Linked DNA regions of Homo sapiens: region 2 is linked to region 1. Evidence: read pairs that join two places in POLR2A ChIA-PET (ENCODE). Cell type or tissue: A673. All regions are shown on one strand.

Region 1 (2,500 bases):
CATCTGGCATGTAGTAAATAGCCCTGAAATGTCCATATGCCAGCTGATGGTTATTAGCAAGTATAATGTTTTCTCTAGGCTTTATTTGCATTATGCAAATAGCCACCAGCAGTTTAAATGGAAATTTATTTATCCATAAAGTAACGAATGCTATCCCTGGTTACCTTAGGAAATAGCTAATGCAGGCCAGGCGCAGTGGCTACGCCTGTAATCCCAGCACTTCGGGAGGCCAAGGCGGGGTCAGGAGTTCAAGACCAGCCCAGCCAATATGGTGAAACCCTGTCTCTACTAAAAAATACAAAAAAATTAGCCAGGCGTGGTGGCACATGCCTGTAGTCCCAGCTACTCAGGAGGCTGACGCAGGAGAATCGCCTGAACCCGGGAGGCGGAGGTTGCAGTGAGCCGAGATCGCGCCACTGCACTCCAGCCTGGGCAACAGAGTGAGGCTTCGTCTCAAAAAAAAAAAAAGAAAAAAAAGAAATAGCTAATGCATAGCAATGTGATGTTCTAGATTTGGCTCTTAGTCCACTAACTAACTTAGTCAATATGTCCCTAATAAAACTCGGTATCAACTGGCTTATCTAAACCGTTAAGTCTCTGCCAGAGCCTAAGAATAACACCTCTGAATTCCTCTGAATTTCACTTGTTCACCAATACTCAAGGCCTTCCAATTGCAACAATTTGAATATTGCATTTCTAGGTCATCTTTAACTACGATGGTTATACAAACAGATCATTTAGCATTTTCATAGCAAACTGTACCATTTCAAACATTTCTTACAAAATATTCCTCCAATAACATTAAAACACTTTTGTAGAGATAGTAAAAGTCATCTTACCACATTGCCTGCACAGATACAGGTTTGAATATGTGAACTCTGTTATCCGTCGATACACTGAACCCACTAAGGACAAATGAGAACAAGACAAAAATCCACAAATTAGGGTAGGTTATTTGAATTGTGAGTTTTCATGGATGTATCCCAGGCTAAAAACAACTGGCTCCGTAGAGGGAATCATCAGGCATTTCACGTAGAAGTTTTAACTAGAGTGTAAGACTTGACCAAAAAGCTTTGACAAATTGTCTGACTTCATCTACCAGGCAAAATGAATGGATTCCTATATTGGAGTTAGAGAATTCAATACAGTTTCCCAGCTGTAGCTATGGACAAACTGTTCTGTATATTTCTATTTGGAAGTCTTGTGGGTTCTTAGCAAACCTGACCCTGGTTTTATAAACTGGAGCAAACATCTTGGTCTCTTGGGGACACATTCTAAAAACATTAGGAGGTAGGGTGGGGGTGGGGTCACTGGAAGGAACTGGCACAGGAAAGGGGTTATACTGTAGGCTGACAGCTGGCAGAGGCAGCAAGAGGTTATTTGAAACAGAACATATCATCCTTTGGGAGAGCATTGCAACAGTCCCACATACTCAGATTAAAGAGCCAACAAACTAGTTCTTCTTTGTCTTGATTCCTACCACAGTCGGCCTAGAAGAACAGAAGTGAGAGACCCTGGCAAGTTGTATTTTTACTCCACTTTACAAAACAGGAGTTTAAAAGGACTCATTCAGCTGTTGACATGAAAGTTCAGTTGGCACACTGGGCCTCCCTTTTAGCTGAATGAATGTGCAGTAAGATGGAGCCCCACCCCTTGGCTTTCTGTAACAGAATAAAAAAGGAAATCTCTTACCCATCACCATCCAAATGAATTAGCGTGTCGCTCCAGAGAGGCAAAACTAAGCCCATGGTACAAGTGCTACTGCAAGACAAGAAGTAGTCCAATAGTTACTCCCCATTACTCTGGGAAGCAGTCTTCTGTTTACTAACTCTTTCAACACCAAGGATAAACCCTTAAATTCTAAATTCTGGCATAAGTGTTACAATGAAGAAATTTCTATCATATTATTATTAATCTTATGTATGTCCTCAGGAGCTGTTTTAAAGAGATAGTCAGTCAGTTCCTTAAATATTTAATGAAGAAAACTTACTGACTCAGCTTCCTACATTGTCATCTTGCAAATGGCCACTATCTAAAAAATGCAGATGATTGCTGCTGACTTGCATTTGGCAGGTCTTAGCACATAGTACAGTGTCCACCTCGACTCCAAGGATTTTTTTTTTTTTTTTTTGAGATGGAGTCTTACTCTGTTGCCCAGGCTGGAGTGCAGTGGTGCAGTCTCAGCTCACTGAAACCTCTGCCTCCCAGGTTCAAGCAATTCCCCTGCCTTAGCCTCCCCAGTAGCTGGGATTACAGGCGAGCGCCACCACACCTGGCTAATTTTTCTGTACTTTTAGTAGAGATGGGGTTTCACCATGTTGGCCAGGCTAGTCTCGAAGTCCTGATCCACCCACCTCAGCCTCCCGAAGTGCTGGGATTACGGGCATGAGCCATGGTGCCCAGTCCCAAGGATTATTTTTAATGCCAATAACTATTGCTGGTTGCTGGAGAGCTTGGGATGTGTTATTTGCCTCTAATTCTGAGGTTTACATAGATTTAC
Region 2 (2,500 bases), 430 kb after region 1:
TAAATTTATTAAATAATCATTCAAGTAAAATACTGTCCCTTAACCTTAGGAGCTTATATTTTGAGTGAGGAGGATGTTATTTATACCTGATGAAGGTTAGATACAGATTTATATCTAAATCCATTTATTTCGCTGTTAATAGATTTATTTATTTACTTATACTTACATATGCTTCAGAAGCTTGGACTTGATTAACTGAATTTGTTATTGGCTCTTTCCTGATAGCTCATAGGTAACAATGACACTGTACAGTGTAGACCATCCAGACCACTTTCTCTCCTTTGCTTTCTTTTTTATTTTTTTAAGTGACAGGGTCTCGCTCTGTCCCCTAGGCTGGAGTGCAGTGGCTTGATCATAGCTCACTGCAGCCTTAAACTGCTGGACTCAAGTGATCCTCCCGCCTCGGCCTCCCAAAGTGTTGAAATTACAGGCATGAGCCACTGCGCCCAGCTTCACTTTCTTTTATACTTTTGGCTTGTCATGGCTCAGGAACAACATGAAGTATCAAGATAATGACAATGGAGTCTCAAAAAAGCTCCAATTGCCTTTTTAAACAGCTTTACTAACATATCCACATACCATAAAAGTTACCCATTATAGCGTAGAATTACTTTTTTTTTTTTTGTATATTCACAGAGTTGTACTACCCTTACCACAATCAACTTTAGATTTTTTTTTTTTTTTTTTTTTTTTTTGAGACAGAGCCTTGCTCTGTTGCCCAGGCTGGAGTGCTGTGGTGCATCTTGGGTCACTGCAACCTCCTGGGTTCAAGCCTCCTGGGTTCAAGCGATTCTCCTGCCTCAGCCTCCTAAGTAGCTGGGATTACAGGCGCCGGCCACCAAGCTCGGCTAATCTTTTGTATTTTTAGTAAAGACGGGTTTTCGCTATGTTTGCCAGGCTGATCTCGAGCTCCTGACCTCGTGATCCGCCCACCTTGGCCTACCAAAGTGCTGGGATTACAGGCGTGAGCCATCGCGCCCGCTGAAAATTTTGATCATCCCAATAAGAAACCACATACCCATTAGCAGTCACTCCCCACTTTCCCCTACCCCCAGCCCTAGGCAACCGCTAATTTTTTTTCTCTACCGATTTGCCCATCTGGACATTTTGTATACAACATGTGGTCTTTTGTAATTGGCCTCCTATTCCCTCTTTTTTTTTTTTTTTTTTTTTTTGAGACAGAGCCTCACTCTGTCACCCAGGCTGGAGTGCAGTGGTGCAATGTTGGCTCACTGCAACCTCTACCTCCCGGGTTCAAGTGATTCTTGTACCTCAGCCTCCCAAGTAGCTGGGATGACAGGCACACACCATCACACCTGGCTAATTTTTGTATTTTTAGTAGAGACAAGTTTCACCATGTTGGCCAGGCTGGTCTTGAACTCCTGGCCTCAAGTGATTGGCCCCCTCAGCCTCCCAAAGTGCTGAGATTACAGGCGTGAGCCAGTGCACCCAGCCAATTCCCTCTTAATCTAAATATGCTTAAGCGACCAGATGCCCTGAACTTCTAGACATTCTCAATCTTCTAACTCAGAAGACCATTTGAAGGTAATTTAAGAATTGTGCAGGCCAGGCACAGTGGCTCATGCCTGTAATCCCAGCACTTTGGGAGGCTGAGGCGGGCGGATCAACCGAGGTCAGGAGTTGGAGACCAGCCTGACCAACATGGAGAAAACCCGTCTCTGCTAAAAATACAAAATTAGCCGGGCATGGTGGCACATGCCTGTAATACCAGCTACTCGGGAGGCTGAGGCAGGAGAATCACTTGAACCCGGGAGGTGGAGGTTGCGGTGAGCTGAGATCGCGCCATTGCACTCCAGCCTGGGCAACAAGAGCGAAACTCCGTCTTGAAAAAAAAAAAAAAAAAAAAGAATTGTGCATTCCTCTCATATATGAGGTTTTATGCAATGCCAGTCCCAAAAACCTCACCCCACATCATCAATGCCATATTCTTACTCTCCTTCCACAGAATCTTGTTACAAAGACCTCTCTCAGGATCAGAAAAAGTAACTATTGGATACTAGACTTCATACCTGGGTGATGAAATAATCTGTACAGTGAACCCCCATGACACAAGTTTACCTATATAACAAACTTGCACATGTACCCCGAACCTAAAAGTTAAACAAATTTTTTAAAGCAAAAATAAAAATTTTAATTAAAAAACCTCTCTCAACTGACAAGATCAGTGAATTAAATATTACCTATTTCACCTGTTTTCTGGTTATAAATATAGCTCACCACTTTGCAAGAAGGGCCATTGTGAACCATCTTTGGTCTAGAATGCTGTCCAGTTCCATAATCTTTTTCTTGGTCAAATTTGTTAAATTTATAAATAAATAAATATTGCCTAATTTCTCTGCCCTTAAACTTGGTTACTACCCTCAGTAGGTGTACCATTTCCTAGTCATTAACCGTATTTAACCTCTCCTCCATCTACTGTCTGAGCTTAGACTGTCCTGCCCAGGGACTTCAAGTGATGAGGCAACCCTGGGTGGCCATT

The links. Peaks named below come from ENCODE experiments on the same cell type or tissue, not always from the same donor. Only the 100,000 strongest peaks of a DNase experiment are listed, where the experiment ranks them.
Region 2: POLR2A ChIA-PET joins it to region 1 with 5 read pairs; 2 of 35 experiments call an interaction of 5 or more read pairs at or near these places.

The regions. Positions count from the first base shown.
Region 1 is chr17:29,675,981-29,678,480 of GRCh38, forward strand. SSH2 (slingshot protein phosphatase 2) reads right to left here. Exons shown (of 16, transcript NM_001282129.2): 7 at 1,693-1,761; 8 at 840-905. Among named protein-coding and RNA genes, the nearest start is that of SSH2-AS1, 38 kb to the left of the region's middle. In A673, no CTCF peak of the experiment used is centred here; no DNase peak of the experiment used is centred here; H3K27ac peaks cover 1,050 bases.
Region 2 is chr17:30,109,551-30,112,050 of GRCh38, forward strand. No RefSeq gene overlaps it. Among named protein-coding and RNA genes, the nearest start is that of NSRP1, 6.0 kb to the right of the region's middle. In A673, no CTCF peak of the experiment used is centred here; no DNase peak of the experiment used is centred here.